2 separate regions of the Homo sapiens genome follow, and region 1 is linked to region 2. The links are chromatin loops, found by intact Hi-C in ENCODE. Cell type or tissue: CD4-positive, alpha-beta T cell. All regions are shown on one strand.

Region 1 (8,000 bases), 300 kb before region 2:
TTCAGTAGGGTGGAAGAGGCGCCCTATGGCACATAGTAGGTTTTCCATTAAGCTGTATCCATAGACTGAATGTGTGAGTCACACAGGAAGCAGGAACTGACGTCTTTCTGGTGCCGTCCAAGGGTATCTCTTTAAGCATCCCGTGCCAGTCATGACTACTCCAGAATCGATTCTGTGGATCTATGAAACATGTGTTTTGATCTGTGTTTACTCTGTCAGCATCCGGGTCCATCGTCTGTTCTTTTCCTCTTTCTGGGTTATCGGAAAATGGAACTGCCTCCTTATAGGAATGATTTACAGTGACATGGGTAGGGAATTTGAACCCCAGGGTGCAGTGATATTTAATATGTTAATGAATGTGTCTGTCTTACAAGTGGTAGAATCAATGTTCTTCTGCCCTTCGATCACTGGGAATGGGAAAGGCAGAGTTGGGATTCAGCATCAACCCTTAAAAAGGGGAACAGACTATGCAGAAGCTCTTTAGTTTAATTAGATCCCATTTGTCAATTTTGGCTTTTGTCGCCATTGCTTTTAGTGTTTTAGTCATGAAGTCTTTGCCCATGCCTATGTCCTGAATGGTATTACCTAGGTTTTCTTCTAGAGTTTTTATGGTTTTAGGTCTTACATTTAAGTGTTCAATCCATCTTGAGTTAATTTTTGTATAAGGTGTAAGGAGGGGGTCCAGTTTTAGTTTTGTGCATATGGCTAGCTAGTTTTCCTAACACTATTTATTAAACAGGGAATCCTTTCCCCAATGCTTGTTTTTGTCAGGTTTGTCAAACATCAGATGGTTGTAGATGTGTGGCATTATTTCTGAGGCCTCTGTTCTGTTCCATTGGTCTATATACCTGTTTTGGTACCAGTACTATGCTGTTTTGGCTACTGTAGCCTTCTAGTATGGTTTGAAGTCAGGTAGCATGATGCCTCAGTTTTGTTCTTTTTGCTTAGGATTGTGTTGGCTACATGGGCTCTTTTTTGGTTCCATATGAAATTTAAAGTAGTTTTTTCTAATTCCGTGAAGAAAGTTAATGGTAGCTTGATGGGGATAGCATTGAATCTATAAATTACTTTGGGCAATATGACCATTTTCACAATATTGATTCTTCCTATCCATGAGCATGGAATGTTTTTTCATTTGTTTGTGTCCTATTCTCTCTCATAAGTGGGAGGTGAACAATGAGAACACATAGATACGGGGAGGGGAACATCACATACCGGGGCCTGTAGGGGGGTGGGGGGCTGGGGGACTAGGGGAGGGATAGCATTAGGAGAAATACCTAATGTAGTTGATGAGTTGATGAGTGCAGCAAACCATCATGGCATGTGTATACCTATGTAACAAACCTGCATGTTTTGCACATGTATACCAGAGCTTAAAGTGTAATAATAATAATAATATTAATAATAATAAAGGCCGGGCGCGGTGGCTCACATCTGTAATCCCAGCACATTGGGAGGCCGAGGAGGGTGGATTGCCTGAGGTCAGGAATTTGAGACCAGCCTGACCAACATGGTGAAAACTCGTCTCTACTAAAAATACAAAAATTAGCCAGGCGTGGTGGCGAGCACCTGTAATCCCAGCTACTTGGGAGGCTGAGGCAGGAGAATCGCTTGAACCTGGGAGGTGGAAGTGGCAGTGAGCCGAGACCAGGCCATTGCACTCCAGCCTGGGCAACAAGAGCGAAACTCCGTCTCAAGAAAAAAAAAAAAAAAAAAAAAAAGAGAGGAACAGACTTTCAAGAAAAAATGTGCAAGAGGTTTGTTATTCATGCTCTCTTTATGTCCTTCTTTAATACATTTGTTTTATAAACATTTACTCCCCAGCCCTGTGCTAGGTACCTGGGATGCTAAAGTTACTCAGCCTTTGCCTCCCCTCAAAGAGCTCTTATTCTAGTGAGGGAAGATAAAAAGTGCTGGGACAAAATATTGTAGTAGAAAGAGATAGGCTATCCTTGAAAAGTGTGGGTGGTTGGGAAAGGCTTCACAAAGGCAATGACATTTGAGCTGATTTTCAGGGTAAGTTGAGGAAGGAAGAACTTCCCAGGATGAAGGCAGAAAAAGCACAAAAGCTTGGGACCTGCTAAAACATGCTATCTTTGGAAATGTCAAATAGTTTAGGTGTCTGGAGTGTACTGTGTCTGGGAAGGTAGTAAGAGATGAGATTGGTAATGTTTTGTGGTCACCCCCATTTAGATGCAGAGAGGAGGTTGGCCATTGGCTACTTGAAATCATTTTGGGAACATAGTCCGGAGCTTCAAGGACTTTTGTTAAATACGGCCAACTCTGCATGATCCATCTTGTGAATTATCAGAAGTCTTGCTGCACATTACTTCCCCTTGACCACCATAGGAATGTATTCTTAAAATAAAAACTCACTGAGGATCAGTCCAAAGAAATCATAATCATGACAGTAAATGTGCTGGAACAACTCAGAGTGGCTCCTTTTTTTTCCACAAGCTTGTGGGGCAAGATAAGACCAACAGCTGCATCAGGACAAGTGGTGGTCATTTTTGGCTGTACCACATAACCAGTGGGTTGGTTTAAAAAAATTTGTACTGACCTACACATTTGGATATGAGAGCTATATGTTGATGGGATTCACTTATATAACGCACTGTCTATTTCACAGTGAAATAAATATCTGCCTCATTGTCAGTGCAGCTGATGTGAAATATGAGCACAGTGCTTTGATTTTATAATGTTTGATGTTTTCTGATGATAAAGTAATAAAACATTGTGGAAAATAGTTACATACACACACACACACACAATGAATACAAGGAAAAACAAAATCATCTACCACTACTAAGAAGCTAAAAAAATCACTATTAACATTTTGGTGCACTTATTCTGTTTTTTTCTTACAGCTAAAGTTTATTAAGATGAATTTTTAAAAATATAACATTTAATTGAGTCCAACACCTCCATTAAGCATTCCTCTATGACAATACTTTTCTCATTATACTGTCATTACTTGCTTATACTTCTTTAATACTCCTAGACTAGATTGTAAAGGTTGTGAGGATGGGAAAGGTATGTTATTCATACAGTTACCTAATTTTGGCACAGGAACCCAAAACTGAGATTCAAGTTCTGGTACACTGACTTTGCAAGGCCCAAGAATCCAGGTGTTTATCTTTTCATTTCTATCACCAGCACCTGGCCCAGAATCTGGCAGGTGGTGTAAACTCAGTGAATATTGGTTGCTTGAATAAAGGAATGAATGAACAGATGGATGGATGGTTGGATGGATGGATGGATGGATGGATGGATGGATGGATGGATGGATGTGGGTTTTTATTTATTCTTCTTTACCCAAAATTCATTAACTCCCTGTCAAGTGCCAGGTCTGGCTAGGCAACAGAAATATAACTAGCCATATTTGATACGAGGCATCCCTGTGAAGGTACTGACCTCCTCTGATGTGGGATAGGGTTCCTATGAGTACAGAGCCCAATCAGCCCCCTTTGGCTGGTCCTCACGGCTTGTCTTGGAGGGGACCCAAGCCCCTCCAGGCTCTCTTTGGCAAGAGACAGAGCAAAGACCGCTATTCCATGGAGTACTATTCCTGTACTCTTCAAAGTGCTCCAGAAATCCCTAGCCTTGGGCCTGTGTTACCCAGAGCGCTCCTCAACTCCCTCCGCGATTCCAAGTTGTCCCTGCTCAGTGGTGGGCGTGCTGTGGAGAGGGTATCTCAATGGAGAAAGACTATAGAGGAGAGGGGCGCCACTGCTCCCTCAGATGAGAGCAGCCCTTGACAAACCTTCCACCTCCCCAGCCAGCTGGCACAACTGGAAATCTCAGATAAGCCCCAGTTCTGGTCAGAACTGGTTTGGCAGCTCTAGGGGAAATTTTCTGTCTGACTGACCCTTTCCACAGAGGGAGCTGGCAGTTTTGCAGAACAAAACAAACAAACAAACAAACAAAAAGAAAGAAAGCAAAGAAAAGGCGGGGCCAAACTAAGGGCTGGGAAAGGCGCGGGGAGGGTGCGGGGCTGGGGGCGCGGGTAGGGTGGCTACATTTAAAACACTCCAAACTTCTGCTGGCTTCCAAGTTTACACTTTGAGATTCAATCAAGATTGCCCCCACCCCTATCCCGCATTCACTCACTCATACACTTCTCTACTTGGCAATGCAGTTTTGTTGCAATGCAATTTGGCAGCGCGATTGTTGAAGCAATATAATCCTGCACGCAGCGCACCTTTTAATCAATGCATTTTTTTCCTGCAATGCTCTTGTTATTATTTTTATTGCAACTGAATCTCTGAACCCTTTTCCCTCCCCATTCGAATCGCGCTCCGGCTGTGATTGCTCGGGTCTGACTTTGCAAGTGGCAGTGCGCTTCCAAACCCCCCTCATCCGCCCCTCGTCCCCCTTTCCCCCCCTCCCTCCCTTTTCCGCGCCCAGGCGAAAGCAGCCGATTGGCAGAACGGTGCTTTCAGGAACAATAACAGTGGGGGGAGCCTGGGTCCTGGGGAGCCGCCCCCGCCCCCCCCAGCACCGTAGCGAGACTCGCGCCCCCCGCCGGATCCCCACCTCCGCGCCCGCCCCGCGGGCTGAGCTGCCCGACCGGGGCCCGCCCCCGGCGCCCACCATGTACGCCTTTGTGCGGTTCCTGGAGGACAACGTCTGCTACGCGCTGCCCGTGTCGTGCGTGCGCGACTTCAGCCCCCGCTCGCGGCTGGATTTTGACAACCAGAAGGTGTACGCCGTGTACCGGGGCCCGGAGGAATTGGGCGCCGGGCCCGAGAGCCCCCCGCGCGCCCCCCGCGACTGGGGCGCGCTGTTGCTCCACAAGGCCCAGATCCTGGCGCTGGCAGGTGAGCAAGCGGGCGGGGAGGGACGGTGGGACCCGGGCGGGGGCTGGGACCCCGGGAGGGGCCGGGGGCCCGGGCGGAGGGGACCGGGGGGAGCCACTGCTTGCTCCTTCCTGCCTCCTTCTCCCGTCCTCTGGGCATTTCATTTGGGAACGGGGTGTCTCTAAGAGGCCAGGCCAGTTAAAAAGACCGGATGGTCCCCTTTGTCTTCCCCGCTTCCCCGAAGCTCCCGCGCTGTCAGTCCGTCTTCATCTCTTCATCTGTGTCTGTCCTCCTCTTTCTGATTCTTTGTGTTTTCTTCGTTCCTTCACTTTCCATTTTTCTCCCTACCTGTTTGTACCGTCATTTCTCTCTCACCTTCTCTTTACCTCTCTCCCAGTTCCTTCCCTCTGTTCTTTTCTGTCAAGAATTAAGTTTCTCAAGCTGTCTGTCTCTCTCCCTTTAAAGGCTGTTGGTACCTCCTTGGAGTGAGGAGCAAGAAGGATATTGTCAGATCTTCTAGGTGGGAGTCCCTCCTCACAGAGGGAAGCTATGACATCCTTGTCCCATCCGGGCCAACATTGGACAGGATGAGGAGGCCATGAACCTCAGTGCACTGGGCTCCACACCACACTCTCCTGCCCCTCCCTGGCCAGGTGGCAGAGGTAAGGAGGTAGAGGCCCTAAGGCATCCCTCAGCCTCCACACCCCTTTCTGAATCTCCCAGAAGGCTCCCTGAATGAGAGAGTTGAGGGCCAGGAGAGAGTTTCTGGGTCAGAATAACACTGGACCTCTCATCCCTGCCCTGCCAGGGCCCTGAGAGATGGGCTAAGGCAGCTAGTCTCATCTCCATTTCGTAGATGAGGGTACTGAGGTTCAGTTGGTGATAGGGAAAGAAACCAGCCCTTTATCCTCCTATGCTCCAGTTCTTCCTGCCATGCTGAGACACCTTTTCCTTTGTAAAGAGAAGACAGCTGGCCCTCTTTCCCAGCTAGTTCCAGAAAGTTTGAGTCTAGACAAGCAAGGAAGGGGGAAGTATCATCTCCGTTTTGGGGAGCAGCCTTTTTAGCTCCTGCTGGTAAGGAGAATGAACCTTAAAGTGGGCAAATAGTGTTCCTGCCTTCTACCAGAAAGAACACGAAGGGTTAGTGACTGAATGAAGATGTTTTGTAATTTTGAGACCTTCTCTATTTTTTTCAAGTTCCTTTGCTTCCTCACATTTAGCCTAAAAGATGAACCCAACATTCTCTCAACCCATAGAGACTTGCCCAGGGTCTCATGGCAAGTTAGCTCAGTCTCACAACTCATGTTGCCTCTGAAAAATCGGTTTGCAGAAGTTGAAGAGTGGAAGAACTGGAAACTGACCAGCAGCACTTGGACCCTTTTTGACAGGCTCTATCCATACCACCTCCCTGATAAGCCCTGGCACACCGAAGTGTAGGCCCACCCACTGCCAGACACCTAGGGCCAAAGAAACTGAGGGAGGGGAAGCAGATTTTAGAAAAGGGAACCATTCATAGCTGATTAGGTTTTATTTTGTTTGCTTACTTGCCTTTAATTACCTGAGGGAAAGGATTAGGAATTTATTTCCCAAGACGATAGGCTTGAGGAAGTTATAACTAGGTTGTAACCTTAGCTTCCCTTTTGCTAGAAGAAAATGCATGCATGCTTCTTGACGATTGTATTGTACTCCTAGATCTGGAAGGGTCCTAGGAGAGTAGAAGTGATGTGTTAAAGAGAGTCAGTGATAAGTTTCTTAGTGTGTAATGGCTGTTTTCCTCTCTTGGAGATTGTTTCATTCATCTACTCATTCATTCAGCAAACATACATATACACTGTGCTTGACTCTTCAGGCACTGCAGAGAGGCCACTTAGGCAGATGGCAGCTCCCACCAGCTCTGATTTTGAAATCGACACAAGTCCTCAGAAGCAAGATACATGTAGCTGTTGGTTTGAGAACCATGAATTTTGAACCTGTAGACTGTTCATCCTCCAAGTTAGAATGTTGATAAATCTGTATGGTTATTTAAAAAACCCAAGCATCATTTGGAAACTGGCAGAGTAGGTTCAAAGAAGTGTGCCAGTTTGAATTAGTTGAAAAACACTTCCCCTTACCTCTCTTCAGTTTTTTTCTTGGGAGGAGAAAGGGGAAAAAAAGACAACAACTTGAAGTTGGCCAAACCACATTTTGAATTTTGATCTCCTGGGTACCCACTGCCCTGCATAGAGACCTGATCGAAGGGCCAGGGTGAGTTCGGGAATTCATTACCCTGGAATAACTCCTATGTATCTTCAAACCCCTTCCTGACTTAAACTTGGTGGCTCTGAGAATTGCTTACAGTGACTTCAGAGAGCTCATCTGGCATCTCCTATATGTAAATACCACTGTGCTATGGCACCAGGTGTGAGGAGGAATCCCCTCAAGTGGGAAGCAGAGGTGGCTTTATGTTTGTGGATTAGCTATTAATTGATTAATTAATCTCTCTGACACAAATAGAATGGTTTCCAAGGTAGTTTCAGCACAGCTTTCTGGCTTTTGGTGAGAAGTATGTTGCTATACTGAGTGTTGGCCCAAGCCAGCCCAGAGCTGTCTTGAAGTATACTTCTTTTTATACTCAGGAAATGTCAAAGCCGACTGCTGTGGGACTTTACATTTTACTGCCCATAGTAGGTGGTTTATACCACTACTTATCAAATTACAATCCCAGTTCAAGGAAAAACAAAACTCCTTCTTTCCTGATAGTCTTGCTATATGCCTACACATTATCTCTGTTAGTCCTCTAAGTGACATTTTGGTAGGTATTGCTGTGGTTAGTATTTCCATTTCATAGATGAGGACACCGAAGCTCAGAGACTTGCCTACAGCCACACAGCTAATAAATGGCAAGGCTGGAATTGGAACACAGGTCTTCCAGTGCCAGGCCCCCACTTGGCAGTCTCCTTTGTAAAGTAGCCGATGTTCCCATCAGCTACACAGCATGATTTGGAAGGAGTGAAAGGAAATGGAAAAACTGTCCATGAAGCTTACAGCTCAAGGCAAGTTTTCAAGCCAGAGTATAATTTTAGTTTCTGAGTTTTCAAGCCCATTCTGCTCTTTCTCCATTACCATCCTCCCTCTTACAGAGCACACACAGCTGTCCCCCACCCGCCTATCTCTTCAGTTGGCATTTGCTTGAATAAATCTTCACTAAGGCTGTCCCTCTTG
Region 2 (8,000 bases):
CCTGAGACTGGGAAGAAAAAGAGGTTTACTTGGACTTACAATTCCACATGGCTGTGGAGGCCTCAGAATTCCACGTGGCTGGGGAGGCCTCAGAATCATGGCAGAGGCAAAAGGAACTTTTTCTTTTTTTTATTTTATACTTTAAGTTCTGGGATACATGTGTAGAACGTGCAGTCTTGTTACATAGCTAGTATACACATGCCATGGTGGTTTGCTGCACCCATCAACCCATCAGGTACATTAGGTATTTCTCCTAATGCTATCCCTCCCCTAGCCCCCCACCCCCCGACAGGCCCCGGTGTGTGATGTTCCCCTCCCTGTGTCCATGTGTTCTCATTGTTCAGCTCCCACTTATGAGTGACAACATGCGGTGTTTGGTTTTCCGTTCTTGTGTTAGTTTGCTGAGAATGATGGTTTCCAGCTTCATCCATGTCACTGCAGAGGACATGAACTCATCAAAAGGCACTTCTTACTTGGCAGCGGCAAGAGAAAATGAGGAAGATGCAAAAGCAGAAACCTCTAATAAAACTATCAGATCTCATGAGACTTATTCACTACCACAAGAACAGTATGGGGGAAACAGCCCCCATCATTCAAATTATCTCCCACTGGGTCCCTCCCATAACATGTGGGAATTATGGGAGTACAATTCAAGATGAGATTTGAGTGGGGACGCAGCCAAACCATATCATTCTTTCCCTGGCCCCTTCAAATCTCATGTCCTCACATTTCAAAACCAATCATGCCTTCCCAACAGTCCCCCAAAGTCTTAACTCATTTCAGCATTAACCCAAAAGTCCACACTGAGACAAGGCAAGTCCCTTTTGCCTATGAGCCAGTAAAATCAAAAGCAAGCTATTTACTTCCTGGATATGATTTGGGTACAGGTATTGGGTAAATACAGTCATTCCAAATGAGGGAAATTGGCCAAAACATAGGAGTTACAGGGCCCATGCAAGTCCAATGTCCAGCGAGGCTGTCAAATCTTACAGCTTCAAAATGATCTCCTTTGACTCCAAGGTCTCACATCCAGGTCACGCTGATGCAAGACGTGTGTTCCCATGGTCTTGGGAAGCTCTACCCCTGTGGCTTTGCAGGGTACAGCCTCCCTCCCAGCTGCTTTCACAGGCTGGTATTGAGTGTCTGTGGCTTTTCCAGGTGAATTGTGCAAGCTGTTGGTGGATCTACCATTCTGGGGTCTGGAGAACAGTGGCCCTCTTCTCACAGCTCCACTAGGTGGTGCCCCAGTAGGGACACTGTATGGGGGCTCCCAACCCCACATTTCCCTTCTTCACTGCCCTTGCACAGGTTCTCCATGAGGGCCCCACTCCTGCAACAAACTTCTGCCTGGGCATCCAAGTGTTTCCACATGTCTTCTGAAATCTAGGTGGAGGTTCCTAAACCCCAGTTCTTGACTCTGTGTACTTGCAGGCTCAACACCATGTGGAAGCTGCCAAGGCTTGGGGATTGCATCCCCTGAAGCCACAGCCCTATCTCTATGTTGGCCCCTTACAGCCATGGCTGGAGCAGCTGGGACGCAGGGCACCAAGTCCCTAGGCTGCACACAGCATGGGGACCCTGGGCCTAGCGCATGACACCATTTTCTCCTAGGCCTCGGGGCCTGTGATGGGAGAGGCTGCCGTGAAGCCCTCTGACATGGCCTGGAGACATTTTTTCCATGGTCTGGGGGATTAACATTTGGCTCCCCATTACTTGTGCAAATTTCTGCAGCCAACTTGAATTTCTCCTCAGAAAATGGGTTTTCCATTTCTATCGCATTATCAGGCTGCAAATTTTCCAAACTTTTATGCTATTCTTCCCTTATAATACTGAATGCCTTTAACAGCACCCAAGTCACATCTTGAATGATTTGTTGCTTAGAATTTTTTTCTGCCAGATACCCTAAATCACCTCTCTCAAGTTCAAAGTTCCACAAATGTCTAGGGCAGGGGCCAAATGCCCCCAGTCTCTTTGCTAAAACATAACAAGAGTCACTTTTGCTTCAGTTGCCAATAAGTTCCTCATCTCCACCTAAGACCACTTCAGCCTGGACCTTATTGTCCATGTGGCTATCAGGCTTTTGGCCAAAGCCATTCAACAAGTCCCTAGGAAGTTCCAAAGTTTCCCACATTTTCCTGTCTTCTGAGCCCTCCAAATTGTTCCAACCTCTCCCTGTTACCCAGTTCCAAAGTCGCTTCCACATTTTCGGATATCTTTTCAGCAACACCCACTCTACTGATACCAATTTACTGTATTAGCTCATTTTCATGTTGCTGATAAAGACACACCCAAGACTGGAAAGGAAAAAAGGTTTAATTGGACTTGCAGTTCCACAGGGAGGGGAGGCCTCGGAATCATGCCAGGAGGCAAAAGGCACTTCTTACATGTGGCAGAAAGAGAAAACAAGAAGATACAAAAGCGGAAACCCCTGATAAAACCATCAGATCTTGTGAGACTTATTCACTACCATGAGAACAGTATGGGGGAAACCACCCCCAAGACTCAAATTATTTCCCACCAGGTCCCTCCCACAACACATGGGAATTATGGGAGTACAATTCAAGATGAGATTTGGGTGGGGACACAGCCAAACCATATCACTGGGTAAGCAGAGGTTGCTGTGGGCCGAGATTGTGCTAGTGCACTCCAGAGCCTGGGTGACGGGTAAAACCCTGTCAAAAACAAAACAAAACAAAAAACACCCAAAAAACCCCAAAACAAAACAAAATCCTGGGCAAAGTTCATAAAAATACCATAAAGAGAGAAGATTTTTGTAGTGTCTTAGAATTAATTTATTAACTAACCAGAATACACAAAATTCCTAAAAAAAAGACAAAAATCCTGATAGAATATGGGGTAAAGCATTATGAGCAGATGATTTTTAGTAAAGATAGAAAATCTTATAAGCATATACAGACATGCTCAGACTCATCAGTAATCTGAAAAATTCAATAGTGAGATAACACTTTACATCTGTTATGTTGGGGGAAAACAAGAACCCTTGATAATGCCAAGCCTGGGAAGAATGTGGGGCCATAGTAACCTTCGAATATTGGGAGCATAGACTGGTATGGCATTCTGGATAGCAACTTGGAATTATATGGTCAAACTGAGAATACTCATACTCCATGACAACAATTTATCTTCTGTTCATCACAGACTATATGTAAAATTAAAATACAAACACAAAGTGGAAAGGATATTTGCAACATATAGAGTAGACATATAATTATTATCCAGAGTATATAAAGAACTGAGAGAGAGACCAACAGAAAAGGGGGCAAGATAACTACTTGGCAGTTCAATAAGAGATAATGGAAAGGCTAACAAAACCAAAGGTACTCAACCTCAACAGTACCCAGAGATTCAAGATAAAACCACAATGAAATACCTAAAATACACACATCCAAATATACAAAAGTTAAAAATCCAAACACAAATGTTGCTGATGATGTGGAAAAATAAGAACTCTTATACATAAGCACCAGAAACATAAATAGGTACACTACTTTGGAAAATGGTGTGGTCTTACTTTTTAAAGACCCACATGTGCAAAACCCTAATACCCAGCTAACCCACTCCTACGCTAGTACATGTGCATTAATAGACACAGACTTGTACTACAATGTTCACAACATTGTTAATAATAGCTAAAAATGAAAACAGTGTAAGTGATCATTGATAGTAGGAAGGATAAATCAATCTATATTGGAATACTGTCCAGCAATGGAAAAAACTTCAGCTACACAGCATCACCGGTGGCATAATATTAAGTGGGAGAAGCAAATCACAGAAGAATACATACAGTATTAATACCATTTATATACTATCAATACCGGAAAACATTAAACAATATCTTGTTTAGAAATGCATACATGAATGGCAAAAGGAAGAGAATTATTGTACAAAAGTCAGGGTAGTGGTTACTCCAGGGCGAGAAAGGCAATGTAATCGTTGGGGGCATTTTTCAGGTGCTGGTAATGTTTTATTTCTTAACCGGGTGCTAGTTGTACAGGTACTGTTCACATTATTATTAAGATAAACGTGTTTTATACACTTCTGCATGTATAATGTATTTTGCAATACAAATGATTTTTAACATGATTGGATTGGGCAATCTCTTAGGTTCTTTTTATCTTTGATGGTCTATTGTCAGGCCCTTCACAGCTGGACTTATTGTTGGCACCTCATTGACAGTTCCACTTAAGCAATATGCATTAAGACGCATACATGGGTGAATTAGACAGGAAAATTTGAAGGGAAAAGGGAACGCGCTAACAAAGGGAATCACAGAATAGGAGACTAGGAGTATGGACCATCTGATGCAAGCCCCTCTCCTCAGGGAGGCAACTGGGGTTTAACTTGAGAGCTCCTGGGTTCCAGTCCTGGTTCCGACTTTGATTTGGGCAAGTCTCTTCCCTAATTCCCAGTATCCTTATGCTGGCTTTGTAAACCGTGCCGTGAAATTTAAATAGGAGGACTAACAATAATTATTATTCTTTTACAATTGGGAAAACTGAGGCCACAGTGGGTCGCCACTAGCCCAAGGTGCCATCACCACGTTGTAACTCAGGGGTTCCCTCCGACGGCCTTACAGGAACTCCAACTCCCTGAACAGAGCACCGTCCCATTATACAAACAGCAGCTCCCTTTCGTCCGGCTTTGGGCGCAGTTTGACGTCACAGAAGAGCTGCCTTGCCTCACCCCGCCCCTTCGGAAGCCCCGCCCCCTGCCCGACTCCGCCTCGCTCGGCGTTCGTCAAGCTCCGCCTCCAGCGCTCGTCCCAGCGCGGGTAGCCCTGGAGTGCCCCGCGCGGCCTCTCTTCCGGCCCCGCCCCTCCTGGCTGCCATGACAACGAGTCTGCGCCCCGCGCTCAGCTGCTTCTCCGGCGGAACCCAGGCTGGACCGCGGGCCCCGGCCTGGGGGCCACTGCTGCCACCGCCGCCGCCACCTCGTCTCCTCCCCGTCCCCGCCCAGCCCCAGGTCTCCCCGCCTCACTCGGGCCCGTGGCCGGGGTCACTCCCCGCCGCCCCTCCCCGCACGGATGCCGAAGGTGAAGGCGCTGCAGTGCGCCCTGGCGCTGGAGATCAGCTCAGTGAGTACCGGTAGCGCCTCCCACCCCCGGGCATTGGCTCAGGGACTCCCTCAGTCACCTCCGAGAGCCCGGAACCACCCCCAAACCTCCTTCACCCTCCGAATCATCCCTAGGGAGCGTCGACCTCACGCCCCTTCGGTCCTGCCCCATCTTGTTCTCAGAAGCGCTCTCCCACTCCGGCCACGCAGAGGCCTGACCCCTGCTCCGCTATGCTGGCTTCAACCCGACTTCCAACTTGCGCGCTTTCAGATCGTTCCCAAATCACTTCAGAGTTCTTTCCTCGCTCCTAACTTTCCAGTGAGAGAGAGTGTATGTGCGCGGCGCGGGGGCTTTTCATTCCTCTTTCGGGCTCCAGTTCTCTTAGAGAATTATTGCCCCCGCCTTTCCCAAGTCTGGGGGTGGGCGTCGCATTTCCTCCCGAATCCCTGCAGGCACACCATTTCAGACCAGTTTCAAACCCGCATTAATGAAGGGGCCTTTCTTTATTCTGTCTTCGAAGGAGAATCTTCACATCCAACAACTGAAATGTGTCATTGCGCAAAGTACCTTGCCTTCCCTCCCAGGGCCTTACAGGAAAAACCCAACTCCTCAGAAATCACTTCAGGCCCCTCCCGTCCCCAGACCCTTCCGACTTTGTGCCAGCCATTGCAAGAAAGGCCCAGTCATTTTTATGAGGGAAACACCTCCTTCTCCAACCTTGCAACCCCACCCCTTCACTCTCCAGACTTGCTCAAGAGGATGCTTTCCTCCATCCTCCTGTGGAAGTCCAGCTGGGGCAGAGAACCCCACTCATCCAGTGAAGGGGCTGGACCTCTCCATGCTAGGAGAAAACTCTATTCCCCTTGTTGATCTCAGAAGACTTCCAAGGGTTTTGAACTTCTTCCCCTGCATTCTTTAGAGAACCCTCTCATTCCCCTGTTTAGAGGAATACTCCCGCTTGTCTGTTCTGGAGGAAATCTCCACAAGACCCTTTCCACACCCCGTTTTAGTCCTGCAGGCACAGACCTGTACGGAGTTTGGAACCAAAATTCACCATTCGGTCTCTTCGCTCCTTCTTACTCAGTAAGTCTTCTTATGTATATTGCCTTCTGTTTGATCTCCTAGGAAAACTTGGGGGTTGAGAGTGCTGAAATATTACCATTACTCTCCTGGGTGCTGCAGCCAGGAGCCCTCTGCATTTCCTTCCTGTACACCCTACTGGCCAGGCTCCACTTAACCCGTGCTTGCAGCTTCCCGCCTTTCCTGGCTGGCCTTCGTCACGTTAGAATGAGGTTGCTGCAGCACAGAACTTAAACCCCTAGGAAAATCACAGGACTGTTTTAGGTCTTTTGTTAGGTCTTAAAGAAGGCAAGTGTGCGTGGGGCAGAGTGTGAGGCAGTGGTGGTGAAGTAGAAATTTTCTTGGACTCTCCCTTTATCTTCAAGCCTGCAGAGATTTTTCTCGGAAACTCCATAGCCCTAGCTTTGCTTGTTTTCCTCCCAAAGCTGCCATTTTTGACAACTTTTTGTAAAGTAAAATTAGTTTAGCAAGAAGAATGCACGAAACTTTCTCGATCCCTTGGCCCAGGACACAAGTTAGTGAAACTCCTTCAGAGTTCAGCCTTAATAGATTTTGTTACTGGCTTCTTCCTCCTCCTGCCAACTAATGGTGTTTAGCAGTCTGGTGAGCGCAGCTGCCTGACTGGCTGGCTGCAGCTTCCCTAACGTTGCCAATACAAACTTTCTAAGAGGAAGTACTCTGTTGTAACTGATTACTGCTTGAAGGAGTCGGAGGAATAGCTACATTTCTCCTGAGTATTAGTTGTATTGCAGAAAAGTGAATGACTGTGTAATTCACTGTATAACGGAGCTTTGTTACTTATCAGAGCTAAAGAAAACTATGATGGTGGAAATAATATTTTTCCCCAACAAACATTTAAGTCACAGAATTTTATAGTTCCGAGACATCTTAGATGGAAATCATTGGATTCAATCCCTTTTTACAGCCAAGAAAATCGATGCTCAGCATGGCTATTATTTATCTAGGATTGCACAACTGTTTAGAAGCAGATGTGCAAAATGTTCCCGAATTTTTGAACAACAAAAGCCTTTTAAAATGGCTCTGATGCTCAGAAGGAGCAAACAAACAACGCCCCTGACCGCCCCCCCCACAAAAAAAACCCCACTAGCAGACGTAAAAGTTAAACATGTTTGATTGATTGATTAATTTGGCTTTGATTGAATAGAAAGGTTATATGACCCTAGATATTTTTAACATCTTCATTTTGATTTTAGTTCCTTTCTTGTCTATTTCCTTTTTACATTTACATGGTTCAAGTTCAAGACTATAACATGATATACTCAGAGAAGTGTTGCTTCCAGGCTCAAAACTATTTCCCACCTATACTCATCTGCTTTAACCATTTTCACTGGTTTTGATATAAACAGATACACAAACTCTCTCTCACATACCACACAACATATATATATATATATATATATATATAAATAGATATTTGTTTTTATGAAATAGGTAGCGTATAAACTATTCTGTACCTTTGCTTTTCTTCGTTCAGTATGTCCTGGAGATCACTCTGTATCTATTAAAACTGGCATCTTTCTCCCCAACTTTTTAAATGAAATTTTTCAAACATACAGAGTACTTAGAAGAATAGTTCAATGAATAACTGTAACCCATGACCATGTACATTAATTTGATTTGTCTATATGTATGTGTATGTTTATGTATAAATTTTTTATTTTTTTGCTAAAAATTGAAAATAAATTGACATAATGATACTCCACCTGTAAGTACTTCAGCATGTGTCTTCTAAAAATAAGGATATTAGCTGGGTATGATGACAGGCACCTGTAGTTCCAGCTACTCAGGGGACTGAGGCAGGAGGATTACCTGAGCCCAGGAGTTT

The links. Hi-C counts contacts between places; a loop is a spot of excess contacts. Peaks named below come from ENCODE experiments on the same cell type or tissue, not always from the same donor. Only the 100,000 strongest peaks of a DNase experiment are listed, where the experiment ranks them.
Region 1: it touches region 2 in a loop (6-fold over the local background); 7 of 110 quality-filtered maps call a loop at or near these places.

What each region holds. Positions count from the first base shown.
Region 1 is chr1:48,773,426-48,781,425 of GRCh38, reverse strand. All of the region lies in intron 6 of AGBL4 (AGBL carboxypeptidase 4), which reads left to right. BEND5 (BEN domain containing 5) reads left to right here and starts at 4,535. Exons shown (of 6, transcript NM_024603.4): 1 at 4,535-4,820. The coding sequence starts at 4,595. In CD4-positive, alpha-beta T cell, no CTCF peak of the experiment used is centred here; a DNase peak (open chromatin) is centred at 4,475; H3K4me3 peaks cover 1,945 bases; H3K27me3 peaks cover 240 bases.
Region 2 is chr1:48,469,053-48,477,052 of GRCh38, reverse strand. It overlaps SPATA6 (spermatogenesis associated 6), which reads left to right and starts at 4,849. Exons shown (of 13, transcript NM_019073.4): 1 at 4,849-5,095. The coding sequence starts at 5,045. LOC124904175 (a long non-coding RNA gene) reads right to left here and starts at 6,683. Exons shown (of 2, transcript XR_007066074.1): 1 at 6,101-6,683. RefSeq lists an enhancer at 4,518-4,567 and a silencer at 4,778-5,167. In CD4-positive, alpha-beta T cell, no CTCF peak of the experiment used is centred here; DNase peaks (open chromatin) are centred at 4,772 and 6,782; H3K4me3 peaks cover 1,602 bases; H3K27ac peaks cover 1,042 bases.